Regions from separate parts of the Mus musculus genome. Here region 2 is linked to region 1. The links are chromatin loops, found by intact Hi-C in ENCODE. Cell type or tissue: left cerebral cortex. All regions are shown on one strand. Links, peaks and the distances in the headings refer to the core of each region. The heading gives the core; the rest is flanking DNA.

Evidence for each region. Peaks named below come from ENCODE experiments on the same cell type or tissue, not always from the same donor. Only the 100,000 strongest peaks of a DNase experiment are listed, where the experiment ranks them.
Region 2: it touches region 1 in a loop (2.1-fold over the local background); 7 of 42 quality-filtered maps call a loop at or near these places.

Annotation. Positions count from the first base shown.
Region 1 is chr7:58,734,301-58,750,355 of GRCm38, reverse strand. Atp10a (ATPase, class V, type 10A) reads right to left here. Exons shown (of 21, transcript NM_009728.2): 2 at 9,960-10,164. Among named protein-coding and RNA genes, the nearest start is that of Gm39019, 11 kb to the right of the region's middle. In left cerebral cortex, for the core only: a CTCF peak has its summit at 6,220 (motif pointing right); a DNase peak (open chromatin) is centred at 6,217; H3K27ac peaks cover 1,362 bases.
Region 2 is chr7:58,652,443-58,668,497 of GRCm38, reverse strand. It overlaps Atp10a (ATPase, class V, type 10A), which reads right to left and starts at 10,296. Exons shown (of 21, transcript NM_009728.2): 1 at 9,583-10,296. The coding sequence starts at 10,043. In left cerebral cortex, for the core only: no CTCF peak of the experiment used is centred there; DNase peaks (open chromatin) are centred at 7,250 and 10,129; H3K4me3 peaks cover 2,277 bases; H3K27ac peaks cover 1,019 bases.

The DNA of each region.
Region 1 (16,055 bases), core at 2,848-10,847:
CTTGACCCCTAACGTCCAGTCTCCAGGACTGAGAAAATAAATTCAGGTTTAAGTTCCAGAATGTGTAATTCTTGATTTTAGTAGTCTAAAATATGTGTGTAGGAGACCTCAGCTATGCTGCCCATAACTAGAGCTGTAAAAACCCTTAGATCTGGCAGCTGAAACACGTCAGCAGGTGTCTCTACTCCTAGCTCCTCCAGACCGAAAGTGAAAATGAGCAGAGATGACTGAGCAGTGCTGGGCCCTGCGGTCTAGAAGCTGGGATATGAGCCAAGAGTATCATTCATACCTTCATATGAGGCATCACTTTCTCTTGGCAAGACACAAGCTGCCTTTCTCCTCCATTCCGCTGGACATTTTCTGTTAAGACTTAACGGGTGAGTTTCTATGTTGCTTAGTCTATGTTGAAAGAGTTGGCAGCACTTAGGTTCCAGAGGACCAAAATGTACAATAGTCTTGAAGTCATTAGCACAAGAAAAGACTTCCTGAACAGAATTCCATTCGCATATGTACTCAGATCAACAGTTAATGTGTTAGTGAAACTAAAAAGCTACGTACACCAAAGGACACCACCATTCAAAGGTACAGGCTACACATTTTTTACCAACTCCACCTTCTACAGAGGATCAATATCCAAAATATATAAAGAACTCAAAAAAAAAAAAACCTGAACATCAAGAAAACAACCAAATTTAAAAATAGTGTATAGATCTAAACAGAAATCTCAAAAGGAGAAATTCAAATGACTGAGAAACCCTTAAAGAAATGGTTAACATCGTTGGTCATCAGGGAAGTGTAAATCAAAACACTTTTGAGATTTCATCTCACATCAGACAGAATGGCCAAGATCAATATAAGAAATAGCAAGTCATGCAGGCAGCAATGTAGAGTAAGGAGAGTATTCATCCAAACTTGTACAGCAACTAGGGAACTCAGGCTGGAGGTTCCTCTGGAAGCTGGGAAAGGGTTTACCTCAAGATCCAGCCATACTACTCTTGAGTATATACTCAAAGGAACTTTCATTCTGTTGCAAAAAACACTTGCTCAACCATGGTTTCCTTTTGGTTTTTGTTTTTTTTTTTTTTTTAACTTTTTGTTTTGTTTTGTTTTTTTGTGGCTCTCCTCATAATAGCTAGAAACTAGAAGAAAACTAGATGTCCATCAATAGATGAAAGGATAAAGAAAATGAGATACATTTACACAAGGGACTATTACACTCACTGTTTAAAAATGAAATCATGAAATTCATGGGTAAATACATGTTACTAGAAAAATCATCCTGAGTGAGCTAACCTAGACCCAGAAAGACAAATATAGTATGCATCCTCCTATATGTGGATGCTAGTTGTTAAGTCATTGATAAATTACAAACCATATAATCACTGAGGCTAGGTACAGAGTAAGGAGGTAGAGAGGAAGGCTGTATCTTCCTAGGAATAAGAATAGATAGTTAAGGATGGACTTGTAGATGGGGGAGTGAAATGGGAAGATCAAATGGGGGAAGGAGGAAAGAGAGAGCAAGAGAGGAAATACAGAGAGGGATGCTAAAACTAAGGGCCATGTGAGGGCTCATAGAGAATCCTAATATAGTAGAAGCTTCCTACTGTATATAAATATATAATGGAGATTTAAATGATATCACCAAATAATAGGCGGGAGAGAGTCCAACTGAACATGTCTCATTACCAAAGAAAGTTCCCAGTCTGGACTTGGCTACATCTAATTGAGTTGCTGGTTAATAGAGTCCCATGGGAATCTATGAGTAAGATCAGTGCCTTGCTCAGCCATCAGAGACGCTTTCTCCTTTAGCAAATGGGAATGAATACAGAAACCCAGAGCCAGAAAATATGCAGAGAATAAGAGACCTTGAAATCCTCCACAATAAATGGGATGCCTCCAACAAATCCCTCAACAACAAATCTCAAGGCTCATGGAACTTGGTGGAAGAGGAGGTGGAAAGTGTGTGAGCCAAAGTGAATGGAGAACAAGGAAATATGGCCTTCCAAGCACAGCACAAGAGATGCGCATAAAAACTCAGAGACTGCGGCAGCGTGCACAGGGCCTGCATGGGTCCGCACCAGGTGGGCTCCCAGAGCTGAAAAGAGAAATGTACACATTACTGACCCAAAATCTATCTCCAACTATTTGAAAAAAATTAGTTTTTCTCAAAGGGAGTCTCACTGAAGAAACAAAACACTCTTAAGGGCAGGCCCCATGCTCAGAAGTAGACAGCCAACAAAAATGAGTTCAGTGGCATTTGGGGAGGGTCTTTGTCTCATAATGTTGAGTCAGAGCATCTTTTTAAAAAATAAAATAAAATAACCAACAACAACAACAACAAAAAAACCTTTATAGGTCCTTTGCATATATAGTTTTGGCTTCCCACTTTATGTCTCCATGGGATTGCGTGTATGCAAACCTGTGCCTCTGCATCCTCTTGTGCTTTTTCTTTGGGTCTTTTTTCCCCCGTTTTGTGCTATCCCTACTGGTTTGCTTTGTTTTAGCTTATTGTATTTTGTTATTGTTCTTTATATGCTTGTTTGTTTTCTACCAAGGATCTGCGAGGGTCTGAGTCTGGGTGGGAGGAAAGATAGGGAGGAACTGGGAGACGTAGGCGGAAGTAAAGCCATAATCTGGATATATTGTATGAAATGTATTGTATTTTCAGTATAAGTAAAAAATTAAAATGTCAGTGCACACCTGGGAAAGGGTGCAGCACCCAGTGGGTGAAGGGAGTATAGCTGGCACTGCTAAAGGGTGAAGGTATCTTGCCACTTTATCAGAAAATGTCACAGTGTAGACTGTACGTATCCCCTAGATGTTACAGTGATGCCATTGGAACCTGATAGAATCTATAAGACATTGGGCCAGTTGGGAGAAGTCACTGGGGAACAATGGGACCACTGACCCCTTCCTCTCCCTCTTCTCTTTCTGGCCATGTGTGAGTGAGTTTGTTCAGTCTGTGCTCCTACTGCATCTACTCAACCAATAGCTCATGAACTGACTCCTCCTAAATGATAAATCAAATAAGCCTATTTGGTTATCTTAATCATGTGTTTCAGTGAAAGACAAGGAGCCCAGGCTAGCCTCAAATTCACTATGGGGCTGAGGATGAGCGAGAACTCCAGATTCTCTTTCCCACCCCCTCCACCAAAAGGGGGGGGGGGGCTTTGATTTCTGATGCTTTAACAGTCTTAGACTCTGACCCTGAAAAATCCCGTTCCAGCCTTTCTAAGGGAAATGACAACAGTCCACAGTACATAGGATCTCCTGAGCCAAGGAAAAAACACAGGCTTCAGAGTCTACTCTGGAGAATTTCCTGCTTGGTGGTCAAGGCTCCTCGTACTTGATAAAGGCCGGATGAGCAAACCAACCAACCATTTGATGTTTTGTCCAAAACAAACGTAGATGTGTAAGCCTTTGAAGTTGACCTAAGTTAGCCTTTCTCTCCACACAATGAAAAGCTTACTTTCAGCCCATGACAGGTGCCACTGATGAAAGTCAGTCACGCCAGGTAAACAAGAACTATTTGTTCTTTTAACTCGAAGACAAAGTTTAAATTCGACATTTTCACTTAGTTGAATCTTTGGAGTGGAAGTGGGAAGCATATTGAATTACTGGTTGTTGATCTCAGGGCTTCATACACCCTAAGTGTCCACTAGTGAAGGAGAGAGACAGAGACAGAGACGGAGACGGAGATGGAGAGACAGACAGAGATAGAGAGACAGAGACAGAGACAAAGACAAAGACACAGAGAGAATATCTTTAAAGGGCTCTGGGCCAATTCCAGACCTATGAACCTTTCCTCTGATATTTCCATGTAACTGACTTTGGAGCTTAGGGGAGGCCACTTCTCATCAGTCAGTGACACCCACATTTCTTGGCCTTTAGTAGGTGAGGAACAGTGGGGAGTAAGGCATTCTGACACATACACTTTAGTATGAGTGACTAAAAATTGCTTTACTGAATCTGACGGGCTAGAGAAGTTTAGATTTGTCCCAGTCTCAGATTAGTTAAGATTCTCAAGGGGCCCTTAAGTCACTCTGCAGCACATGAGTCATTCATTAGCATAAATAAAGTGGAAGGCTCTGAATTCATCTCACTATTGAATCCCAGATTGATCCTGTCAGATAGCACAATTCCATCCACACCTGCGTAGGTGACAGCTTTTCTTGAAGTCAATTTCATGCCTTGTAAGGTCTGCTTTGCATCCCCATCTCACAGCTTCCACCTCCTCTATCTACCTGTGGATGGGTGACACTCCAAGACACGCTCTCACCACAGTGAGAACTGAAACATAGCTTTTCTCTTGGAGGCCACATGCAAACTAAACAAACCATGTGGAGAAATGCAGAGGTACACCTGTAGACCTCAGAAACAATGGCTATAAGTAAAATGCAGTGAGCTGGTCCCAGCTATGTTCTATGGGCATGGAGAAGTTTCTGCCCATAGGACACTTTGCTCACAAAACAACTGAGAGACAGATGACAGCAGAAAGGGCCCCTTCAACAAAGAGCAGAGTGTTCTTAAGTCCACTCTGCAGTGGATGGAGAATCTGAGCACACTGACCTACAGCCTGCATCCGCAGGCGTGTCAACGACAAGACTGCAGGCCCTGTTCCTCAGATCATTATCTGAGAGACCCACTGTTTCTAGAACACGTTATCGGTGCAGAAAAGATTATTTACCATTCTGTAAATTTAAAAGTAATACAAGTCAGGTGTGCTAACACATGCCTGTAATTTCAGCATTTAATGAAGCTAACGCAGGAAGGTCACAAGCCTGAAGTTAACCTGAGCTACATAACCAGATCTCTTCTCTAATACTACAATACAAAAGTACTGCAAATATTTGTGCATACTTCTGTACACACATTCTTGTGTACAGACACACGTAAAAACATATACAATCACACCCACTTATAAACAGAAACTTATTATCAAGTGGGACAGCAGATCCACTTAAGAAAAACCATCAGAACACATAGCTTTAGTAAATCAACTGACAAAGAAACCACTCATAGAGGGCTCTTCTCCAACAGAGGCAGCCTCTGGACTGGCCTGCCCTCCTCTTCCCACCATCATCTGAAATTCCAACCCACCCCCACCCCCACCCCCAAGTTTCATGACTCTACTTCTGTTTTATTTCCACCTTCCACCCCATTCACTTCCTTACATAGATAATACGAATGCCAGAAGAAAATGCTTCTAGTTTTGATTAATGCACCTTTGATGCTTAACAGATGCTCTATAAATATTTGTTGAATTGTGTTAACATCTGCAAAGTTGTATATGACTTGTAATGCTTAGAGAATACCTTATTCTGCAGAGCTGTGCATACAACTATTACTGGTGAGCTAGAACTTCTTCCCTGGGCTTCAGTGGAATTGACACAGCTTCAGGCTAGGCCTGCAGGTCTGTGTGAATGGTTGGAAAACCCAGAGAAATCCTGAATGCTTCTGACCCCTCCCTGATGGTTCAGACAGTACCTGCTTGTTCCAGCTCCACCTGGACCAGCAGTTTTAAATATGGTAGGTAGAGTATCTGCATTTGCCTTATTTATTTCACACTGGTAACACAATGAGATGATCATTATTTCATAGAATTCATTGTTTTAGAGCATGAAAAATTTTAAAAATAGTGTTTACTGGATCTCAACGGCAAAGGCATTATAAGAGACCATAACAAATGTGATGCGCAAATAGGAATGTAATTTTTCACACTGGAATTCCTTTCTGAATTCTTGGATGCTATCATTAAATTCCAAGTTTTAAATGAAACATTTCTCTTTAAGTCAAAAACTCTTAAGTTTCCTTTGACAGAGCTTGATGATGGAGCCATCTGCCCAGTCTGGACCCTCACCCATATATTAGGTCTGAGTGGGGCATGACCATCACCTCCTACCCATTCTATAGCCCCTCGACCATGTTCAGTTTTATTCAGTCATCGTCACTGAACAAACACATTTCCACTTCAGGGTGTGTGTAGGTCTGTGTGACTGCCACAGAGAGCTAGTGTCTTAATATTCCTTCTAACATTCAGATTATGTTCAAGGTCCTCTTTCTAGAAACATCCTTGACTGCTGAAGATGGCTACTTTCTCCAGTATTAGGCCCTAACAGAAGCATCAGCGGGTAGACCTCTTTGTTAGTCTCTCAACAGATGAACACTTCATCTTACATGAATGACAGTGTAAGAGAGATGCTAAATTCTACATTGTCAGTAGAGGGCACTGGTGGGAGGTGGAGGAGTAAATGACTAAATCCAAGTTTCAGGAGTAGGGGAAGTGGAGAAAGACATTGTTTGGGCCACTTCAAGTCACTAGTCACTTTCTCCATGATTTATTTCAGGATAATAAAACTGAAAAACTTCTCTGAGCTAGGCTCAAAGGCTAGGGCTCCGTGGCACAAATGTCTAGAAAGCATCTGCCTGTCTTGATTATGGCTCACTGCAGCTGCCAGGGCTGTCCACCTCAAGAACACATAGTGTAGCCTCCCCAGTGGCCAGTGATCAGAGGGTCCCGTGGTATCCAAGCTTGGCAGCTCTCTATGATCCTCTGTGGTACATTTCCAGTGAGTTCCAAAATTACAGTTCCTCATTAGCCCTCCCCACCACCATAGGCTATGGAAGTGCCCTGAGTAGAGAAGGCTGTGTTTTGTCTTAGACCTGATGCTTGCAACAGCCACTCCTCTACCCATCAGCCTTATCCCAGATTACATTTGCTTCCTGTGTGGCACTGCAGTTTTCGCTTCAACAGCAGAATACCTGGCCAGTGAGACAGGCATCCTGTGCTCCATTACTACCACCACAAGAACACATAAAAGTCCTTGATAGACTTTCTCTGGTGCAATCATGTGTGACTTGTCTCCTGACTGGACTCTGATGACACACTCCTCCCCTGTGGAAATGGCAAGGTCATTGGTTATTAAAGAAATACAGACATAAAAATCCCTTCTAATTTAAGTTTTCCTGCAGTCTACTCCTTCCAATTTACTATCTATCAAATGGGTAAAATATTTCTGTGACTCTTATATAAATCAAGATTGGGTTCATTCTTCATCTTTCTATGGCTTAAAAACAAAAGAAACAAGCAAGCAAAAACAAACACTTAAATACAGAGAACTTGCATTGTAATGCTGCTATGAGACACTTGTCTTGTCAGTTGTTGGACATTTAGAACCAAAGACTTATGGCTTTTTACTTTCAATAAAGGAAATAAATACATAAATTTCAGAATTATAGTATGTCAATATTAATCATGAAAATGAAAAAAATACATCAATATGAAAACCAAAATGTGTATACATCTTGAAGAATTTTGCTGCTGTCCAAGAAACCATTAATAAGAAGTCAGAGTTCCCTAAATTGTTAGTGTGACCTAATTTGACTAGATTATGACTCAGTTCTATTTGCTTCCTCAAGTCTCCCTAGAGGGTGATAGAGAACAACCTTCTGTATTAGTTACTTTTCCTGCTGTGACAGGCACATGACAGACAGCAGCTTGAGGGTTTATCTCTGCCCTTCTACAGATACAGTCTACCATGGCAGTCATGGCCATCATGGCAGCAGATACATGAAGCAGCTTAGTCACACACACACGACATCCAGAGTCAGGAAGTGGAGCATGAGGGATGCTTGTGCTGGGCTTGCTGTCTCCTTTCTAGTCAGTCCAGAATCCCAGGCCAGGGATGGTATTACCCACAGCTAAGCTGGGTCTCTCACTTCAGTGAACCACATAATCCCTCACAGACATCTCAAAGATTTGTTTCCATGGAGATTCCCTAGCCCATCAAATTAAAAAGATTACCCATCATACCAACTTTGAATCTTAAGCATCCCACTTACATCTGACTTGTTTATAGGAAACATGATGAAGCTACAAAGTGTCACAGTTGCTGCTTGAGAAATAAGAGGGGTTTAGAAGAGTTCAGAAGTTGAAGAATAAAAGACATGAAATGATTAAGTTCTTTGGAGTTAGCTAAGGAGTCAGTCCGTGTCCATCCCTACCACCATGCTAAACATGGCCACTATACTCTTGGCTCTACATATCATCATCTTTCCCTCAATTTCAGATACTCACACGTGCTCACTTAGGTCTGCCTCATCCTCTACACACTGCACTACTTCTGTGCTGCTCGTTGTACCGGGCCCCACCTCTTCCTTCCTCCTGGTGAGACACTGAAAACTGGAAGGGGACTTGTGTCCTTTGCAACTGTCATTGCTGCACAGTGTTATCTCCCCACACATCATCTACTTGTCTCCTGAAGAGAAGGCAGGAGTTTCATGTTCTAGGACAGAGAAGCCAGGTAGGCCCAGGCTAATAGGCATAAGCCTGGCTTACTGCTAAGACTTAACACACTGCCCTGCACGTGGTCTCACACAACTACCATCAGAAAGCATAATTATCAGGCAAGGTCAGAAATTGCATGGAAGAGCCCCTAACAAACAGGTTTGGTAGACTTCCTGTCCCTGGATAAAAGTGTTCCACTTAAACAAATGAATGTGTACTTTTGTCTGGTATGTATATGTGTATGTATATGTAGGGGGTGTACATATATGTATATATGTAGTACTCTATATATGTTTATACATATACATTAAGTTTCTCATGGTTATTTTGTTTTCAATGATGTCTTCTTACATAGCCCATCTGCGCTTTGAGCTGTCCCTCTCCTGCCTCAGTTTCCATCAGCCCTGATTATAAACATGCACCATTACAATACAGTAATTTTGAAATTTTATGTCTATGGTTTCACAAAATATATTTGGTAGACAATCAAAGAGGTTTTTTGTTGTTTTTGTTTCTTAGTCTTAAGCGGGAAAATTGTGATGGAAACAGGAAAGAGCAGGACACCAAGGCAAAGACTTGTAATAAAGTGACATCCATGGAGGCAGCTGGCTCAAACACTCCTGCCACAGGTCTCAGCATTAATCTCTCTTTGAGGCCTTCTTCTCAGAGTGTGAAGTGGCATCTCTGCCAGCGATGGTGAATGAAATAAACTGCAAGATATTGCAAGAGTGGGAGGCAGGGCTCCTAGACCCTCAGCAATCCTGATCAAGGAATCACTTCATCCACAATGACTGCTCCACCTTCCTTCAGATCCATAAACTATCAAACAAGGCCAGTTGCTAAAACCAGGCCCCATGGACTATGCTTCTAAACCACATCTCCTAGGCAAGTGGGTAGGATGACGCCATGTGGCAGAAGGAATCTCCAATGACATCTTCTTTGAATGCAGTACTCACTTCCTTCGACTACTTTTCAAAGCGTCCTCAGTACATGCAATGGCCAGACCTGAAGGACTGACTCAGACAGGCAATGTGAGACAGAGTAGGTATGGTCAGGAGGAGGTTTCCTCACTTCCTTTTAGACAGTTCCGGTGTCTGGGGACTTGTGTCTCATGATTTCATTCAGTGTTAGCACTGGATGTCCCTGCATAGGCTTAGAAGGGGCAACCCTTATTAAGAACATGCATGGCAAAACCCCTTTGGGATTTTTTAGCTTGTTTGTGGGTAAAACCTCCCATTCCTATTCCCCACTCAACCCCATTCTTAGCTGTTGTTTAACACATCAGAGGCAGAGCTCAACTTTGGAAGCCCCGAGGCTGAACTGAACAGGTCCTTTGAAGAGATAATGTTCCCAACCTACGTAAGAACAGGTCGTGATTCTGCTATGCTGCCATTTGGTGACCTAGAACAAGGACTCAGTAAACGCTGACTGTTTCAGAATGTCCCCTCAGAATTCTTCAAAGACTAAATATCATTCTGAGAAACTCATTAAGTGTACACTGGAAATCACAGTCGGAAAAAGCCCAATCCACACAGGAACAGGTTAAGCATGGGCTTAGGCATGAAGAAGGGCTATCAGACTCTGAGTTACTAGGAAAATTGGTCCAGCCCAATAACAGAGGCTTTCAGACGAGACAGATGCCTGTGGTGCTCTGAGAATGCAGACCACTTACAAGCTCCGAGAAGCCACGGACCACTTGGCGCCGCTTCAGGTTGGTCTCTCCATCCAGGTTAGCAGTCTCGATGTGGCACAACCCGTCAGGGTCACTGGATGACAGCAGCAAAATGTCCGCAGGTATGATTTCATTGCAGCAAAGACGGACAAAGTCGCCCACTCGGATTTCTTTCCAGTATCGATTCACATACTTCTTTTCTTCCCTAGTGAGAGACTTCGATTAACATGGTTGACAAAATCCAACTATGCTGAATTTGGCCAATGAGTACTTGAGAGTCATTTAAATTTTTTCTACTTTTTTCACTATAAAAAGTTATTTAAAGAAAAAAAAAAAAAAACAAGATGAAAGCTATAACTGTGCATCACTGTTGGAATTGGCCAGAATAGACAGAACTATAGGGACTGATTGTGGAAAGCTACTGTGCTGGAAGGAGGGAGATGAAGAGTGACTGCTTAATGATCGAGGAGGGTGCTTTTGGGTTGACAAAATGTTCAGGAGCTAGAGACAATGATGTGGGAGTTCAACACTGTGGGTACCATATATGCCATGTGCTTCTTCACTTGAAAGTAGTCAAAATGACTATGCCCAGTCCTGTACCCCAAAGAAGAGAAAGCAAAGATTCCTACAGATCACCTGTGTTCATTGTGGTATGACAACAGCCAACATGTAGAATCAACCCATCCTCCCACTGATGAACAGGCAGACAAATACAGTGCACATACAGAGGAATATTACCCAAAGAAAGCTAGAATGCAGGTGAACCTTGAAGATGTTGTGCTAGTGAAGTAATGATTCTCAAAAGGACTATCTCATCCCTCCACTCATAAGGGACTTCAAGCAGGCATATGTACAGAGGACAAAAGAGTTACCAAAGACTGGGGGACCAAGGAGCTGAAGGGGTCTGCAACCCTATAAGTGGAACAACAATATGAACTAATCAGTATCCCCCAGAGCTCATGTCTCTAGCTGCATATGTGGCAGAAGATGGACTAGTCAGCCATCATTGGGAAGAGAGGCCCCTTGGTCTTGCAAACTTTATATGCCCCAGTACAGGGGGATGCCAGGGCCAAGAAGTGGGAGTGGGTGGGTAGGGGAGCAGGGTGGGGGGAGGGTATAGGGGACTTTTGGGATAGCATTTGAAATGTAAATGAAGAAAATATTTAATAAAGAAAAGACTGGGGGAGGACAAAAATATTTCTTCATTGATATAGTTGCTACCTGGTGATGGCAAAGTTATGAAAATAGTGATGATGGTTGCCCTGCACAGCTTCATTAATGCTACCAATGTATACATTTAAAATGGTCACAATGGCAGATTTTTGTCATATGCCATTTTTCTTTATTTCAAAATGTAACTTAACTGTACTGGCAATCTTTATGTTATGTTTATTTACAAGAACTAAAAAGAACATCATTTAAAAAACTTTAAACTAGAATTATATTGCACCTGTTTAACAAGACATTGGGTTGTCTTAGAGCTCTTGCGGGGGGGGGGGGGGGGGAGTGATCTCTGAGCAAAGCCACAATTCAGGATCTGGTCTGCAAAAATGGACATGAGGCCAGGTCCATTCTCCCCACTGAATCAAGAAGAAACCCATGACACCAACTACAGTTACCAACCTCTGTAGCCTTCAGAATGTGCTCACTATGTCATCCATATGACCACTGGGAAAAGCAAACTTCTAATCCAACACAAATGTCACTTTTAACTGTTTCTTGGATGTTTTGTATACAGTGTAAGGAGCTGGCTGTGAATATATCCAACTGTCTTAAATTCCACACTGGATTTGAGGAAATCCCCACGAACTTCAAGGGCTACAGGTGCCGCCTTCGGATTCTTGTGTTTCCCTTCCCTGTCTCTCTCCTCTCATCTGTCTCAGTCTGGGTCACGGTCTCTTGATACAGAGGCTTTGTTGCCCAAGCTGGCCTCAAACTTCTGGACTCAAATGACCCTACCGCAGAAACTAAAGTAGCTGGAACTGCAGGTACACACCACCACTCCTGGCTCTTCCTCCATTTTACACCTCTATTTTCTTATGTTTTACTACTTCAAGATCCACCAAACCAATGATGCACAAAGTGCAGCAATGGCCATTATAAAGTAAGATTTAAATGTAGCTTCTATCCTCGAATATAAACACAAAGAGAGACACAATCACTAGAGAGCATCCTGTGGGCTGTACCAATCAAGCCCATGTAGTTGATCATACACCCCATACAACAATACATGCTTCCATTTATGTCCAGTGTAATGATATATAGACTTACTATGTTTAGCCTAGGGAACTGTATGGCCCACTAATCACACTAAGATTCCCTGTGCCCGTCCCCACCCTACCCAGAAATGGGTAGCTATGAGACAGCACATAGAAGTGACACTCCATCACCCATCACTCCATCCTTTTTTGGTAAGAGAATTAATTGATCAGTGTCCCACCTTTTAGTCCCTTACAATGGGCATTAAATTTCCTTGTAATTTTTTGTGGGGTCTGTCTAATTACAGCCCAGACCTACCCAATGGGAAGAGGTGGACAAGAAAACTTTCTAAATGCAGAAGCCTTGTGTCTTAGTCAGGGTTTCTATTCCTGCACAAACATCATGACCAAGAAGCAAGTTGGGGAGGAAAGGGTTTATTCGGCTTACACTTCCATGCTACTGTTCATCACCAAAGGAAGTCAGGACTGGAACTCAAACAGGTCAGGGAGCAGGAGCTGATACAGAAGCCACGGAGGGATGTTCTTTACTGGCTTGCCTCTCCTGGCTTGCTCAGCCTGCTTTCTTATAGAACCAAGACTACCAGCCCAGAGATGGTCCCACCCACAAGGGGCCTTTCCCCCTTGATCACTAATTGAGAAAATGCCTTACAGTTGGATCTCATGGAGGCATTTCCTCAACTGAAGCTCCTTTCTCTGCGATAACTCCAGCTGTGTCAAGTTGACACAAAACTAGCCAGTACACCTTGGAACCTCCTATATGAGGACAGCTGGCAAGACTCGGAGCAGACAATACAGCTAATCCCTGCTGGCCATAGAAAGTGTGATGAGATCATGTTTGTATGGTGTTTAGCGGCTTATATGTGTGACTTTTATTACACAGCCATAAAACCAACACATGTCATCTCTAACTCCTACACCAAGGCTAGGGCCCTCCAGCCCTTCCTCTCTGCTCCCTTTTCCTCTTATTCCATTTTCTCCTTTCTTCTTTTCCCCTCTTCTCTCTCCCAGGCAGCTCCATAGTCTATATATACCAAGCAGTAAACAAGAAATATGCCCATCACATAGGTTTACAATGTCCACTCCTGAGAAAGAATTATGTCATGAAAGGAAGTGTGGTTCACCAGAGGGTGAAATGACACATAAACAAAGGGACTTGACAGTGTACAGCTGTGAAGCATGAGCTGGGATGTGGTCACACATCATAAATCATAGTCACTCCAGAGGAATGACAACCAGCTCTTCTGTTAGCCAGGCACACCAAGATTCAACTAACTGAAAACTGTCAACCCAAGGAAAGTTCAGAGAGCAATTACAAGAGAGAATATGTGTGTGTGTTTCTTGACATTCATCAACTACTGATGGCTGGAGATATCCTAGACCCTAGAGCAGTGCTTTTCAACCATCTTAATGCTGGATCTCTTTAATATAGTTTCTCATGTTATACTGACCCCCCCCCAAGCAAAATTGTTTTTGTTGCTACTTCATAACTATTATTTTGCTAATGTTATGAAGAATAATGGAAACATGTTTTCTGATAGTCTTAAATGATGACTTCTGTTAAAGGGTCCTTATACTTCTCCCTCAATGGGGTTGAGACCCACAGGTTGAGAACCACTGCCCTAGAGGCTAACTTTCTGCCTCTTTTCTAAACCAATTAACTTTCTAACTGTTCTAAATACTTACTGTTAAACCTACAGATAAGGGTAGCTTTAATTCCTCACCAAAGAAGCTTCTTTTTACAACAAATGGTGACCATTACAGAGAACAAATGGAGACCATTACAGAATGCATAACTCATCAGACTGCACAGAATAAGTGACTGTGGTATGTTCAGCCAGCCGCACCTGATATATTTACAATGTACTCTTTACATATAAGGCTCAAGACATATTGGAAAGGAGGTGGAAATATTGTAAACCAGAAGACTAAGATACGGGCAGCAAAACAGTGTTACCTAGACATGACAAGGAAGTTGGCACCCATAACATCTTAAAAACATGGATGCTTAAATAAGACATGCATCATGACAACACCAGTGGGTGTACTGATGAAGATGGGAGAAATCCCACAAGAGCTGCAAGCAATCAGTGACAGCTGAAAGAGAATTTCAACTTTCTCCAATGGTGAGCTCCCTGATAGGTTATCATCCAATCCGAAGTAATCATCCCTTAACACATGTACACAGGAACAACACTAAATAGACTCAGTGGTTTGTTGCTTTTGTTGTGTGTGTGTGTGTGTGTGTGTGTGTGTGTGCGCGCATGCACGCACATACATGTAACAATAATGAAGAAGAGGTCATGAATTTGAGGAGGTCACAGGAGGAGTGGGTGGAAGAGAAGCAGGAGTGGAAAATAAATAAAAGTAGTACTCATGTATAAAATTCTTAAAAAAATAGATAAGTATAGTAATAAAAATAAGGAACAGAAGAAAATTGGAATAGAATGTTGTATGCTTAAAAAAGCCAGGCCTAAGGTTAAAAGCATAAGCAAGTCCTTTCAAGCAAGGTGAATATCCTGTTACCCTCAGAATGGGGTAGAAATGTTGCCTGGTCAGTCTGCCATCAATCATCTGTATCCCTGTGACATCACCTTTCAGTCTCTGTTTGCACAGCTAGAAAGTGAAGGTGTAAACAGAAATGAGGGAATGTGTGGTTTCTGTAGTTTGCTTCCAGAGAAAAGTTGTTAACCCTTTATAATCCAGCACATGTTGCCTTCTGTTGTCATCTGAACTTTATTTGTCTATCATAGATACTCCAGGGCTGAAGGAATCTGCTCTAAGAATTAGAATGACCAATTTCACTTAAAGGAAAAAATAAAACACGCTCTCCCAATTCATTATTCTGATCATTGGTTTAAGCTTGGCTAAAACTACTTTATTTATAGAAATCATGTTTCTAAGACTATTAAAAGTAATGTAAAATTTAAAGTAATTGCTCTATCCAGCTAAAAGCACTTTTACTTAGGCCAGGAAATTGATATTACTCCTTTGTGGTACATATATACACACACACACACACACACACACACACACACAATGATTTCCACTTAGTACATAATTCTCCTGGCTCTCCAGTGTCTCCATAGTGAGAGGGGTCTCTACTGTGCATTTACTTATCTCTCTAAAGTAGAGATGATCTATTTCTAGTATGAAGCATGGAGGAAACCCTAAGAAAAACAGAGATAGTTCATCTCCATTGTCAATAGAAATGAATTTTGAATCACCCAGGAGACACACCTCTGGGAGTGTCAATCGAGGCATTTCTAGAGATGTTTAACTGATGTAGGAAGACCCTCCTTGGGTGTCGCTGGCACCATTTGTGGACTGTAGTGACAGACAAAATAAATGGAAAAATTCAGAAAGCAGGACCAGTAACCTGGTCTCTGTACTTCCTGACTGTGGATGCAATATGACCAGCTGCCTCATGCCTCTGCTACCATAACAGACTATACTCTCAAATGGTTAGTCAAAATCCACTCTTTCTTCCTTCCATTGCTCTTAACAGGTGTGTATTAGAGAAAGGAGAGAAGTAACTAGTACAGAAAATAAAAGTCTACTCTTCTACTTCAATGAATTGCTCTCATGAGGATTTACATTAGGCTATTTGCCCTCAGAAGTAAGGGAATAAAAGGTTTGTTTTGTTTTGTTTGTTAGGTGAAATCAGAATCTGATGTTTCTTACAACTAGTGGCCTATTGCTGTTCCATGTACATGAAAAGTCATTGTAATTGTTCGAACTGTCATTATCCCTGTGTCCAGCATGGTCTCTGAATTTATAAATGTAATAGTTTCATCTCTCTGAGTTTTTCTATGCTACACAGGAAGAGGTAAGAATAAAAAGCACACTCACTTCGGACTTGGTAGTCAGTCCCTCTGTC
Region 2 (16,055 bases), core at 3,887-11,886, 83 kb after region 1:
GAAGCTGCCCTGGCTCCCTGAAGCAACTGAGAATAAAAGTAATGAAGCAGGGCAATTTCCATAGATAGATAGACAGACAGACAGACAGACAGACAGACAGACAGACAGACAGACATGACTGAGGTCACACAGCAGACTGAAGACAAAGTCAAGCACAGAAGTGTATCTCAGTTGTAGAACACTTAGAATGTGTAAAACTAGGTTTAATCCCCTGTAGCAGGAAAAAAAAAGATAACTCAGATAAGATGTAGGGAAGTAAGTGATGACTTAGGTAGGGTTTGTATAAGAAGGGATGTCGAACCTAGCACCAGGGCTCCATGCACAGTGGGGCTCATTTATGATATACTCCTCAGTCACTGTTGCCTAGGGAGGTTTGTCTATGGAGATCTGTTGCCTACAGCTGAAGGGATGAGAATGCTGGTTCTAGTGTGTTAGATTGATTTTAAAAGACAGCTGTTTAAAGACAGGAGTAGGAAAGAAAGAGGCTTAGCCTGACCTTACTCATACTGAAGGGGCATCTTATCGCCCACAAGTGCAGGTGACCACAACACACACAAGAGAAGGTCCCTTATATGGGGCAGAAAAGCCTTCTGTAGTCCACAAAGGATGCTAAGAAGTGTAGTCCTTCAGCAGGAAACTATCATTCCTTAATCTGAGAGGGTAGACAAGCGTGGAGAGGCTAACTTTTATTGCTATTATATAGTTTTCTGTTATCTCCCATCATAGAGTATCCTGTGTATGTTGTCAAAGTTAAGTCTAAATGAGTGTTAACATTCTGTCTAAGCTCCACCCACAGTTACCTGGCGACAGGCAAGCTCCACCTCACAGTTACCTGGCAACAGCCAGGTATGCTCCGCCCCACAGTTACCTGGCAACAGCCAGGTAGGCCTGACCCACTATAAAAAGGGCTGCTTGCCCCTTCCTCGCTCTCTTGCTTTCTCTTGTTCTTGCTTTTCCTTGCCCCTGTCTCCCAATCCCTTTACCCCTCTCCATGGGCTCATGGCTGGCCTCTACTCCTCTACTCCCCTACTCTCTCTGTCTTTCTCTGCCTCTACAACACTTTTGATTCCCCTCTCCATGCTCTGAATAAACTCTATTCTATACTATATTGTCCTGTGACTGGTCCCTTGGGGGGGGAAGGAATGCCTCAGCATGGGCCCACTAAGGCAACTCCTTCCTCCACACCTCACCACACCTCCATAGAACATATCCCCCAGGAAAGTCCTGGGCTCAGGCAGTTCTTGGACCTATCCTTCCAGAGTACATTGCATGATAGCTTCATTACAGGACAAAGAGGCACGGGAATAAGATCTGCCAGAAGTTGGCTGCTTCTGCCTCTGATGCATAGGTCGTGTAGGCCAAAGCAGGGGAGAAAAAGACCAAAAATAAAACCTCCTTATCTAAAGACGAATTACATGCCATGTCTCACATGACAGAGGGGTGGATTCTCTGGCCCAGTGGAGGATCTCAGATTCTGCACCCACACTGTAAATGCCTCAAACAACAGAGAGGCAAATAGCAATGACTCTGCTCTCAGTATTTCCCAAATTGACATAAAGGGATGCTGTGACCAGGGCAGCCTTGTACCTAAGCCTACCACCTAACTAACATGAGACCACATGATAGTTCAATTTGTCATGCTCTTTACCCTGGCATTCAGTTCTTCCTCTTAAGAAAAGCTAATTTCAGGGACAATAACCTAACCATCCAAGGCCCCTCATTAAAGGAGAATCCCAAATACTTGGTCATCAAACTCACAGTTTTGGAAAATCCTTCAGAATACCAAAATAGTATCTTTGACAGTTTTATTTGTAGAATAACATATGATCCAAGTAGTACAAAGAGTTTGGCAATGATGCTATGGATGTTTTCTAAAACATTCCAAAAGCCAATACTAATTTAATTTTGTTATTTTGCTTTACAAATTATGCCTCTAAACAGGCAGTCTAATTTTAAGCAGGAAGGTATTAAGAAATACGCTTACTGTTGTCAGGACATGAAGACCTAAAGATTTGCCTGTAGACAAAAGGAGTAAAGAGTTGGCTTTAGCCTTCTTTGTTAATTCAATCTGTAAGGTAAATTCTTTATTACAGACGTTATATGACTGATTGTTTTCATCTGTTGGCCGAGTGTATGGAATGGGAAGGTAGATTTTTAAAAAAGGTTCTCTTAGTGGGCTTAGTTTTGAAAATTTTTGTAAAGTAAATAATTTACTCTTCACATGGTAGCCACTGACTTGGGTAGTGACTTGGGATGCTCTAGGATGTTCACTGGTTCTAAAGCTGTGAGTTTCAATCCCTTGGGGATCGAATGACCTTTCACAGGGGTCATATATCAGATATTCTCCATGTTAAATATTTACATTACAATTCCTAGAAAGTAGCGAACTTACAATTATGAAGTAGCAATGAAATAATTTTCTGGTTGGGAGTCACCATAATATAAGGTGTATTAAGGGTTATGGCATTAAGGGAGTTGAGAACCACTGTTCTAGAGTGTTCTCGAAAAGTAACTGTTGAGGAAAAAGCAAGGCAGTCACTATCTCTGGGAGTATACTTTTAAAATGGAAATTGAAAATAATTTCTTTTGGGAGAATACAACTTAAAATTACATTAACTCTTTTCACAGCTTGACATATAAAATGTATTTACTATATAACCTTGGGTTTAACAATTTGATGATAGCAAAATATGTATTGCCATGTTTTCAAATACTATGGTATGGTATGATCATTTAAGGTGACAGTTCCAAATTTTAAAATATTTAGCTTATCAAATTGTGTCTGGTTTTGTTCATTAAATAATAGCTGGTATTGTTAATATTTAATAATATTTAAAACAAATATACAAAGTTCATCATATGGGAAAGCAAAAAATACCACTTAACCATTGTTGTGGTATGAATAGATATGGCCCCCAGACTCATATGTTTAAGTCTTGGCCCATAGGAAGTGTTGTTATTAGGAGGTAGTACCTTGTTGAGTAGGTGTGTCCTTATTAGAGAAAGTGTGTCACTGTGGGGACAGGCTTTGAGGTCTCCTATGTTCAAGCTAGGCCCAGTCTGGCATACAATTTCTTTCTGCTGCCTATGAATCAAGATGTAGAACTCTCAGCTTCTCCAGCACCATGTCAGACTGGAATGCTTCCCACCATAACTGAACCTCTGAAACTGCAAGCCAGCCCCAATTAAATGTTTTCCTTTGTAAGAAATGCTCTGGTCATGTTGTCTCTTCACGGCACTAAAATCCTAACTAAGACAGACACTTTCTATTCAGATTCATTCCTTGGATGCTGACTTTATTTACAAAGCTTCCAAAGAGCTTGTTTCTTGTTCCTTACTTACAGGAGTCTGATGTTAACAAACAGCTAATTATAGAACTTGTATAGAACTTGGGTATAAGGTCAATTGTACAACCGATTTTAACTCATGTTAATCTTGATGTAAACATTTTTCTCATATAACCTTGTCTCTTAATATTCCCCACAAAGTTGTACAGTTATTATCTCCTGATTTATGTTCTATATCTCTGTCAACTATTAAGTTTTATCATAACCCCTTGCATGGACCCTCCTCTGAGACACTCTTAATTGCTGCTTCCCTTATCACCCTACTGTCACCCTTGAAACAGTTACCAAGAGATAAAACAGTTCGGTGACCACTAAAAAGGGCCTAATGAGGCATGGTCAGGCCAACTCATTGCTCTTCTTGCCACTCTAGACATTGATTTGGGGACTCAGAATGACAACAGCTAGACTGGAGCCTTTTTTGCATAGATTAACCTCTCTGTCTCACTAGCTCAGATCAGCTTAACATCCTTCAGGACCACCTTGACTCCTTGTCTGATACAGTACTCCGAAAGTAAAAGGCACTATATCCAACTACTGCTAAGGATGGGAATCTATGTCCTCCTCAAACATTGCTGCTTCCGGGCCAGCAAACCCTGGTTTGAAATGGAATCTAAAGACACAGGAACCAGGCAAGAATTACTCTGGCACCCTCCCACTCTGTCTTTCTCCTTATTATCCTCATACCTATGATTTTACCCTGTCTTTTAAATGTTTCCCTTCGGAACTTCACTCTCTACCCAAAGAAAATGTACCATATAAGCTCTCCCAATACCTATCTCCCTACAAAAGATCCATATATTCCTAAAATATCTGAAAAAAAAAGACCTTTTAGATGCGGTGGCAACACTCTGGCTAAAAGGAACCTTCATCCTTTTACCCTGTCAATTTTTTACACTAGCCCTCTATTTTCTCCTCTGATGCTTTGTAGCTCCCTGCTACTTCTGCTAGCTCATTTTGGTGGAACAATCCTGCCAATGGGATCAGTCACTGTCACCCTGAATCAACTCTATGAACACTCTCTCTCTCCTCTATTCTTCCCTATCCCTCCAACTTCCCAGGAAATCTCTGATTCTGTAAGCAAACCATCTGCTTGGGGGCCTCTCATAACTATTTCCAGGGTCTCTTTAGGAATGGAGGATGAAAATCACCTGATCCAGCATAGCCAATCAAGTTAAGACACACCCCCAGCTACATGACCAGAGGACTCTGAGGTACCCACTCTAACAAAGACTCTCTTCATCAGAAAGCAGTTATAACACCCCTGTCCTGCATTTCTTTATATCCTCTCATAGTTAGAAATGTTGGTTTACTGCTGAAGGTCTATACTTCAGCTTCTCTTGCAGACTACGGAAGTCACTTTCACCCCATAAGAGGCCACCTCCCACCTTCCCTTGGAGACATTTTGGCCATCTCATACATGAGTGACAAGATGCCCATCTTTGTGAATAAACATCGTCCTACCTAGGGTCAGGCAAAACCTCTTTTTTCTTTTCTTTCTTTCTTTTCTTTCTTTCTTTCTTTCTTTCTTTCTTTCTTTCTTTCTTCCTTCCTTCCTTCCTTCCTTCCTTCCTTCCTTTCTTTCTTTCTTTCTTTCTTTCTTTCTTTCTTTCTCTTTTTCTTTCTTTCTGACTTGTCTATCCACAGCTGTGTCCTTTTGATAAGCTACACTGATCACCGTCCAGACAATAGTTAAAGGGTGGGTTCTTCTGTTCCTTTACCGCACAGCCAACCCTCCATACCTGCAGGTTACACATCTAAGGGCCCAACCAACCTAGAATTAAGCCTAAACAATGCAAAAGAACAACTCCTTACATAGTATTTCCAATGTATTAAGTCATCTAGAGTTGATTTAAAGTAACCAGGGTATGTGTGTGTATGTGAGAGAGAGAGAGTTTGATGCAAAGATCTACACTCTTCACATAAGGTATTGAAGCATACTTGGTAATTGGTACCCACATAATCCCTGTTGGACACTTCATCTGTAGATTGCTATCAGCTATACATTGCTGGGACTCTTGCCCTGGACTCCTACCAGAACATACGCTAATGTGGGCTATCCCGCTCTCTCAACCCCTGTCCCAGAGACAGATATTTCTCAAGCCCATTAAGTGTGGCTCAGGGGATCTCCCTAAATAGAGTCTGCAATCCAGTAGAGGATAAAACGTGTTCAGAACATAGACAGTGACTGCTTAAAAGGCATAGCCTAGGAAGCTGCACTCCTGGCAAGCACTATAGAGGATCCTCGGCGCAAGGAGCTCAAGAGCCCTGTGACTGGGCAGCAGAAATACAAAATGCCATATGAAGAGTGACATGTCATTAATTCACCTTCAAGGACAAGGACCTGGGTAAGGGCTTTTATGCTTTGAGCTCAAAGTATTGGCTCTCACCCATCGTCCCAGCTACTCAATGACTGAGGCAGATGGGTTACTTGAGCCCAGAAGTCAGAGCAAGCCTGGGCACCAGACTAAGATTACACATCTCAAACACAGAGAGAGAGTGAGACACATACACAGAGAGAGAGAGAGAGAGAGAGAGAGAGAGAGAGAGAGAGAGAGAGAGAGAGAGAAAGAGAGAGTGAGAGAGAGGGAGAGAGAAAGAGAGAGAGAGAGAGGGATGGAGAGAGAGAGAGAAAGAAAGAGAGAGAGAACAGATCTGATTGAATAAATACCTCATTTGCACTGTAACTGAAACATGGCACCTGGAATAGGCACAAGAGAAGACAGACTTCCACATTTTACAGTAGCCTGTGGCTTCCTGTGCTTACCAAGGTACTAGTCAGAGTGACCTAACCGAGGTCTCTTCCTGAGCCCACTGAATTCGGTGACCCATGAGTCAAGGTTCATATCCGTCTTCACTCCATATGCCTTATAATTCATTCTTGGTCTCCCTATGCCCTGGCCCATGTGCTACTCCATTTCCACCATCACTGATCTGCAGCACCCACAGCCTCTGCACATCTCTGGTCACATCCCTCTCTGGTCCTTACATGGCAACTCCAGATCCTTACCTATCTTCTTCTCTAAGAGGTGTTTCCTAGTAATCACTCTGCTTCTCAGGATTAAGAGCCCAGCCTAGGGCCTCGCTCAGGGCCCTAACAGCAGCCCTGGATGGAACTCAGCTTCCTCCTCCTTTCACACAAAGGGCCCGATAATATCAATCCCAAACTTCACAGAATGGAAGAATTTGACCTGTCTTCCCATAACAAGGAAGAGAAGTGGGGCATAAGCCTACAGCTCTTCCCACAGTACGGAAGTGATAAAGGAGGGGGGGAGGGGACTTCTGCATTGGAATGATGAAAGGTCAAAGATGGAGGTAAGATACCTGAGGTAAGGCTCCACATACACATACCATCTCTCTCAAGCCCACAAACTACCCAGTTCCTTCCCTGGAGGAGAAGGAAAACTTCCAAGGGAAACTAAGAAATTAACTTAGAGGCAGGGAGTATGGGGAATATCATAGGCCTCTTTGAAGGCTGTACTAAATGCTCAGGAACCAACTGGAAACCTGAACTTCAGTAGATGTGGGTTTACAATGTCAGTTCTCTGCCTCTGTTTTCTCATCCACAGAATGGGGCGGCAAATGACAAATGGGCCACACTCTGCCAACAGAAAATAAACTATTTCCTAAAGCTAAAGTATTTTTGAAAAGGAGGCTACTGGAATGGCAGGCTGGATAGAAGTGGGAAATACACATTCCCAGATGCAGAGACTTGTTAGAGCCCCACCTTGACGTGTGCAGAGGACAGACACACGGTTGCCTAGAGTTGGAGACACTGAGGGCTTTGTATGAAGATTCCACACTGGCTTGCTGAGGCTTCTGGTGCACAGGATTCAGGAAATTCCATAGCCCTTCCCATCCACGTCATCATGTCTGGTGACTAGCCAATGAGCGCCTCTCCAGAGCAAGCACCGGGCCTTACGCAAATGTGGGCCATCACATAAGCATCACATCTTTGCTATTTCATACTCATTCCTGGGCCTATTCCCAAATCTGCTAAGCCTAACACATTGAAGATGTGATACTTTAGAAAAAAAAAAAAAGTGCCAGTGGTTCTTACAAAAAGTCTAAAAACCGCAAGCATAGGAATGTGAGAAACCTGTTTGAGGCTCAGACCACTCTGCAGTAGCTACAAGTTACTTAACCTCTCAGAACCTTAACACTGCTCAGGCAGTCAAAACATTCAAGTTGACCTAGGCAACACAACATGGACCCATATCAAAAACAAAACAGAAAACTCTCGTATAGAGAAAAGGATGTCCAGTCCTCTAAGTTATCCCAAGGGATAAGTTCAACATCATCACTCATATGTTCAAGGCTCAACTTGCCACTGAAAAGCAGGGCTTCTTAGGGTGTTTTCAGGCATGGTGAAAACTGAACATGAGCTGGGGCAGTGGTGGCGCACACCTTTAATCCCAGCACTCGGGAGGCAGAGGCAGGCGGATTTCTGAGTTCGAGGCCAGCCTGGTCTACAAAGTAAGTTCCAGGACAGCCAGGACTATACAGAGAAACCCAGTCTCGAAAAAAGAAAAAAAAAAAAAAAACTGAACATGAAGAATATCATCCAACTAGGAAGCCATGTCCAACAAGGTAAGCCAGAGACAAACAATGAACTGAACTACAAATGATGGCCAAGACATCATTTTCTTCAGGGGTGCTCCAGCTGATGAACAGAGAGCTCCAAAGGTGATCTACCTCCATGTGGATATCCAGGTGGGGAATAAAGGGAGAAAGTTCACCAGGAAACCCTGGCTCACATCAGAGCCTTGGGGTTCTGAGAGATGACTTCCATCAGAAGGAAGTAACTCTCAGGTCACCAACCTGGGAAGCAGCCCCTCAAGGTCTCTTTTCCACTGGAAACAAGTTTTGGCCAGAGGGGGATAGTGGTGGCCCACACCCTTAACCCCAGCACTCAGGAGGCAGAGGAAGGTAGATCTCTGAATTAGAAGCCAGCCTGGCCTACTGAGTGAGTTGTGGGTCAGACAGGGTTACATAAAGAAATTGTCTCAGAAAACAAAACAAAAAACAAAAAACAAAAAAAAAAAGAAGAAGAAGGAAGGAGAAGCTGCTGGTCCCTGTGGTTGAATTAGGGAAAACCTGGAAGAAGCTGAGGAAGAGGGCTACCCTGTAGGAGGACTAGAAGTCCCAATTTCCCAATTAACTTGGACCCCCGAGATCTTTCAGACACTGGACCACCAACCAGGCAGCCTACACCAGCTGATATGAGGCCCCCAACACATATACAGCAGAGGACTGCTGGGTCTGGGTTCAATCAGAAAAGATGCACTTAACCCTCAAGAGACTGGAAGGCCCCATGAAATTTAGAGGTCTGGTGGGGTGAGGGGTGGGGACATCCTTGTGGAGAAAGGGTGGGAGAAGGTATGGGATGTGGAAAAGTCGAAGGGTAACCAGGAGGGGAATAAAATCTGGAGTGAAAAATAAATTAATTAACTAATTAATTTTAAAAAGAACTAATGAAAGAGAAAAAGAGAGAGAAGGAAAGAAAGAGAAAGGAAAAAGAGGGGGGGTGGAAGGAAGGAAGGAAGGAAGGAAGGAAGGAAGGAAAGAAGGAAGGAAGGAAAAGATGGCTCGTGGCATGTCCCAGCACTGGGGAAACTAAGGAAGGAAGCTCATCACTAGGTCATCACCCTGAGCTACATTGAGATCCTATCTCAAAAACACTGCAGCAAGGTGGAGAAAGAAGAAGCCTAAGAAAAGGAGAGGCAAAGGAGGACAGAGGGAGAGAGAGGGGCACCGGCAGGGTCAGGGAGAAGGAGCAAGGAGACTAAAAAATGGTACCCAGACTGTGGCGGGATCATAGCTAACTTAAATGGATGGACTGTTGTTTTTGCCTGACCTTCAATCTAATCTGTGCCCGATGAATCAGAACTTTTTGTCCCAAAACATCTATTATCTAAGACCAAGCTATAAATTCCTGTGTGTTAAATGCCATGGTGACTTGGCCAAGGATTGAGGCCAGGACTTCAGGTGATCATATTCTAGGCATAGGGTAAGGGCAGATGTGGATGAAACTAAACACGTGCAACCAGATGCCAACCATTGGTTCGTTCTAGTTTAGAAATTAAGTTTAGTGCTAATCTGGAACAGGGGACCTGTGTGCACCCCTGCATCTTTGAGGATGAATGATTTTCACCTGGCCCAGGCTACTCCGCGGGCCATCCTGGACTCGTGCAAGTCACACTCAACACCCTTTTTTCGGATGCTCAGTTTGGCTCACCTGCTGAAGACAAGGCAGCCCAGGTGGTTGATTTCATGGTCCGAGCGGTGTCGGCTGTAGTCCTCCCACAGGTCTTTGATGGCTGTGACCGCCAGAATGAAGAGCACAGGCGCCAGTGCCAGGCCCGGCTGGAAGGCGTTCACAGCCGGCACAAAGTTGAGCAGCGCGATGAAGACGAAGTACACATTGGCTAGGCGGTGGAACTGCTCGAAGAGATTCTTGGGCAAGAAGGACAGCAGCGTGTACTTGGTGGTCTTGAGGCGGTTGTCGGCCAGGTGCTGGATGCAGCCGCGCATCAGCAGCCGCTCGCCCTTGGGGGCTCCGATCGTGGAGTCCTCGGTGCCCAGAGGCGGTAGCAGGTTGGAGCGCACCGTGCGCGTCCTGCCCTCCCAGCGCCTTCTTCGCGGCCGCCGCCATCCCGAGGATGCGGACTCTTCGGCCGCCGGGAGCTCCCGCTCCATGGCCGCGTGTCGCCGCGCCCGGCTCCTCTGCCGCTCGCGCCAGCCTCCTAGGTGATCATCGCCCGCCGCCCGGGCGCGGCAGCGCGGACTCCCCTCCTGCGGGACGCACAGACACCACAGTCAGCGTGCCGAGCCCCGCCCAGCCCGCGCAGCCTGTCCAGACTTCCAGGTCTACTAGTCCCCGCGGGCAGGAGGTCGCGGGCCGGCTCGGCGCTCTTCCCCTCGCAGTCCCCTCCCGCCACCCAGGCGGCCTGGGCGGTTTCCGCCGAGGTGGCTCCTCTGCCCCGCCCTCACTCAGCGCCCAGATTCAGATTGGGCGGATAGCGGGAAACAAAAAGAGCCCGCGCTGGAAACTTTAGAGAGCTTTACTTTCGTTTCTCTGAGGCATCCAGTTTAGTCCCAGAGAGTTTGCAAACTCACTGTGCCACTAAGAGAGGAAGACTGAGTATCAGTTCGCCCCATCCCCTCCTAGCCCGCGCGCTCTAACTAGAGCAGACAGACTTGATCCAGGACCAGGAAATGTTGTCTGGAGAGCTGGTTTAGGACCTCCTCAAGGCTGGGTCATTTGAAGTTAAACCCAGAATCCTTAGTATACCGATTTTCCAGTTTCCAAATTATGTTTTGAAAAGCGCATTGCCACCTAAGTACTCTCCATAAAGTCACTATTTCTGTCCCCCCCCCCAAAAAAAAACAAAACAAAAAAAAAAACAAAAAAACACCCTACCCTCCAGCTTGCACTTACTTTCAGATATAATTTTTTGGTGAACTGGAAATTTTCTTTTTCTAGAATTACCTTCAACATTCTTTGTTCCCCAAATAGGACTTTTTTTTAAATTTCTTCATAGAAGAGAAGATTATAATATAGATCCAAAGAAACATTTGGGTCACTGTTTCCCTGCCTGGTAAACAAGGACTGAGATTCCCTAGGGCAGTTTTGTTCTAGAGATCTAGAAAAAGACTGGGCAGAGAGGGAGCCTGATGGGCAGCTGAGGGAATGTGAGCAAAGGGTTCCTTTCCTGTTGATGGGAGAGAGGAGTTTACATACATTGAATATTGGGAAATTGAAGGTGACTTTGGAAGGAGCTGGGAAGCATACTACAGGTGAAGTAGGGGCCCACAACTTCCACTCCGTGTGCCTCTTTACAGATACAGAGATGAGAAATGGGGATATTTGTGGTCTAGGAGAGCATGGCTGGCAAATAAATGAGAAATAACTTTGGGGTACTTTGTGTTCAGATTTGAGGACCTTAGCCTCTTCCTTTAACAGGCTAGTCCTTCCTTTCTCTCCCTACCTCAGCACCATTTGCTAGCTTTGGGTACTTCCTCTGAGGGTCCTGATCTGGCTTTACTGAAAAATCACTTGTCTTTTCCTATCCCTCTTTTTGGGTGTCCAACCTTGTGCTCCTTGGTTCACATGCTACCCAGCTATTGGAGGTTATCATCCTTGACCAAGCCCATAGTAGTCAATAGAATCCAGCATTAGAAGAGTAAAGTAACAGCTACGGAAGGAAGGAAGGAAGGAAGGAAGGAAGGAAGGAAGGAAGGAAGGAAGGAAGGAAGGAAAGGAGGGAGGGAGGGAGGGAGGGAAGAGAGAAGGAATGAAAGGGAAGAGGAGAGGAGAGGAGAGGAGAGGAGAGGAGAGGAGAGGGGAAGGGAAGGGAAGGGAAGAGAGAGAAGAGAAGAGAAGAGAAGAGAAGAGAAGAGAAGAGAAGAGAAGAGAAGAGAAGAGAAGAGAAGAGAAGAGAAAATTTCCCTCCCTATCAAATATCCACTCCCAGTAAGAGGTTCAAATTTGAAGGGTGAAACCAAGATAAGAAAAACATTGGGCTAAAGTGTCTGCATTTCCCCCAAAAGAACTCTCATCTCAGGGTTGACAATCCTAAGCCAAAGATTAGGAGAAAATCCAGTCTTTAACACCTGACTCTGCTTTCAACTCCATCATCTAACCTAGTGGAGTTCCAGGTCGGCCAGTTCCTTCATTCCTTGGCGGTCGCTTGTCTTTACAGATATTCCAGGATTGCCCCACAGCCTTCAAGTCAGTTGACCCCCTTTTAAGATCTGTGCTTCATTCAGTCCCCACTGTCAATGTAGTCACATGAGCACTTTATTTCATTTCCTTACCCTCAAGCTCCTAGGAATCCCCCGTTGCTTTCAAAGTCAAATGCTGACTCCTCAGGCAAAGGTCCCTTGAGGACCTCGGGGAACTGGCACCAGATGCTTTAACTCTGCACCTTCTAGTCCCTGCCAACCCCAGGGTGAGAGGCCTCCTTACCCTTCTCAGAACAGACCGTGTCCCCCCGTCTACATTCCATGCTAAGATTCCAAGATTCTGTGAGTCACACTACCCCACCAGTCTGGAATCTTCTCTCACATACTCTTAACCAATCCAAATTCAGTATTTCTAGTTGGTCTTAGCTCATCTTACACACACATACACGCATGCATGCATGCACATACACATGTACACAATCCCAGGTTTTGTGGGACTTTTGAGCTTAGATGTTGCCCACCAGACGAATGCATAGACTTTAGGCTTACTTGACAAGAAACAAGGCTGTGACGTAGCCTGGCCAATGCTTGCCCCTCAAATCTCTGTACTTTTTTAATGGCACCTGGGTTCTGGGTCCTGGGTCCTGGGAAGATCACTGAACCCATCTTGTCCAGTAAGCCTCTTTTCATCACTGGTATTTACCCTGGCATTGTTGTGGGCAGCAGGAATGAGAAGGAAAACTGTCCAAGTCAAGAAACATACTTACAGCACTGAGATCCCAGCAGGAAGAGAATGCAACCCACAGTAAATCTTGAGAACCACTCAAGAGTCATAAGTGGGACCCTGTAGGGGTATAGGAGAGGTAAGTGAGAGGGAGTCTACAGGGCATAAAATCTGGATGAGGCAAAATCTGTGGTAGAACCAGGGACAGGAGATTATTCTGCACAAAGGCCTCAGAGAAGGACAGATCTAGAATTGAAATCGACGCAGGTAGGATTCTGTCTGCCATTCATTCAGAAACCCACAGTCCTTCCTCCTCCCCAAGTCTGTGCTGGAGTATGAGAATACCCCATGAACATCACCATATCCCAGTGTAGTCATCCCTAGAAGGAAGACATGAACATGCTGGAGCACAGAGCACAGGACACATAAGCATGCAGCTGCTGCCTCCGTGGAAAGAAGCCAGGAAGGAGACTTTCCAACAGCCCTAAATACAAGCCTGACCAAGGCTAGGAGTGATGCAGATGTCAAGTATAGGTAGTCATAGGAGTCTAGGTCCAGCAGGGAGATGTATGTCTGGAGCTAAGTAGGGGAGCAGAAACGTGACATCACATAGGTATATAAATCCTGGTGAGAATTTTGACTTTAATATTAAGTGCAAAGGGAGGCCTTTCAGCAAAAAAAGCATGTCATTGGACTCAGGTTTGTGACTCAAGGACCAGAGTAGAAGCAAAGGGGGCAGTATAGTAAGAAGTCACAGCCGGGCAGTGGTGGAGCATGCCTTTAATCCCTCCCAGCACTTGGGAGGCAGAGACAGTCGGATTTCTGAATTCAAGGCCAGCCTGGTCTACAGAGTGTGTTCTAGGACAGCTAGGGCTACACAGAGAAACCCTGTCTTGAAAAACAAACAAACAAACAAAAAGTCACTGCAGGGCAGATAGGGGACAGTGGCTCAGGCAGGTGGTTATGTGGAGGTGAAAGGGGGCTGCTTAGGGCAAGAGGATTTAATATTAGTTAGTATATCAAGGAAAGAACTGCATATGGCCAAGCGGCTGAAAGTGGAGCTGTCATCTGATGTGTCAGGTTGGGGCTGTTGTAGCTTTCAAATCTACTGGGAAAGACCAAAGACTTAGTCTCAACTCACATTTAAATTGACTGAATCTATCCTTACTTCGAGCAGGCTAGCAGCCTTAGAGTCAATCAGCATGCTGTGCTGAAGGGGGCTAAAGGAAGGGTTCTCAAAGGTGGGTATCAACGATGTACATTACAGTTATCTATGAAATCTACACCTGGACATGAAAATTGTTTTACTCCCCTCAGCTGTTTCTCTTTCCCACAATATAGTAATAAAAAGTTCACTCGTCCCAGTCCCACAGCAATAAGTGAGTGTACAAAAGCAAAAAGCAAGCTGTTAAATACCTCATAGCACAAACACCATTATCCCATTCTCATCTCACCTGCAGGCCCCTAGGGTCTCACAAGCATTCCAGGGCAACAGTCAATAGCTCTTAAGGGATGACTAGTGCCTTATTAAGTTGCTTTAGCCATCACAGGGGACTTGCATGTAAATTATTACACAGGTCTGAGCACTCTAGGGGAAGTATCTCTAATAAGTGGGATAGAACAGTTTATTTGGGAGAAGGCAATAACACAGTATCATCAGGTTAGAGCTGACTGTCACATTCCCACAGGGTGATGCCACAGGAACCGAGGTAGACAGGAAGGTCAAGTCTAAGAGGAGAGTTAACCAGTCAATATGCAAGAAAGAGTGGGAGAGAGCAGAGTTGTCAGCACGCAGGGTTTCGCTACCCTTTGTGAGGGACAGGGTTTGAATCTATATTTGCTGCAGTTGCATAGAAGCATGGGTCCCCCATGACAAAAGCAAAGGACAAGAGGAATGGTTTGTCCTTTTTTTAATAGATAGAGGATGGGTGCTAAGCACAGCAGGGTCAGGTAAGGCAATAAATTAGGAGGCAGTTTGGAAGTATATCAGCCTGCCCCTGTCAAAAGATTTTGTATTCCAAGATTCAACCTACCATAGCTAGAAAATATTTTGGGGAAAGTAGATTTGCATTGAACACATACAGATATATTTCTTTGTTATTATTCTCTGAACAATATAGTCAAACTCTTTCCATAGCATATCAGCAATATTGGGTATTAGAAAAAAAGTCTGTGAGTGATTTAAAATATCGGGGCATGCAATATTTTGTAATAACTACTAGACATTTTGAATATAACAGTTTTAAGAATCTAGGGCTTTGGTATCTGCATAAAGGTAGAAGACTGGGGAGCAGGGTTTGTGTGTGTGTGTGATTTTTTTTAAATATTTTTTATTACATATTTTCCTCAATTACATTTCCAATGCTATCCCAAAAGTCCCCCATACCCTCCCCCCCACTTCCCTACTCACCCATTCCCATTTTTTTGGCCCTGGCGTTCCCCTGTACTGGGGCATATACAGTTTGCGTGTCCAATGGGCCTCTCTTTCCAGTGATTGCCGACTAGGCCATCTTTTGATACATATGCAGCTAGAGTCAAGAGCTCCAGGTTACTGGTTAGTTCATAATGTTGTTCCACCTATAGGGTTGCAGATCCCTTTAGCTCCTTGGGTACTTTCTCTAGCTCCTCTATTGGGAGCCCTGTGATCCATCCAATAGCTGACTGTGAGCATCCACTTTGCTAGGCCCCGGCATAGTCTCACAAGAGACAGCTACATCGGGGTCCTTTCAAGAAAATCTTGCTAGTGTATGCAATGGTGTCAGCGTTTGGAAGCTGATTATGGGGTGGATCCCTGGATATGGCAGTCTCTAGATGGTCCATCCTTTCGTCTCAGCTCCAAACTTTGTCTCTGTAACTCCTTCCATGGGTGTTTTGTTCCCAATTCTAAGGAGGGGCATAGTGTCCACACTTCAGTCTTCATTCTTCTTGAGTTTCATGTGTTTAGGAAATTGTATCTTATATCTTGGGTATCCTAGGTTTTGGGCTAATATCCACTTATCAGTGAGTACATATTGTGTGAGTTCCTTTGTGAATGTGTTACCTCACTCAGGATGGTGCCCTCCAGGTCCATCCATTTGCCTAGGAATTTCATAAATTCATTCTTTTTAATAGCTGAGCAGTACTCCATTGTGTAGATGTACCACATTTTTTGTATCCATTCCTCTGTTGAGGGACATTTGGGTTCTTTCCAGCTTCTGGCTATTATAAATAAGGCTGCTATGAACATAGTGGAGCATATGTCCTTCTTACCGGTTGGGACATCTTTTGGATATATGCCCAGGAGAGGTATTGCTGGATCC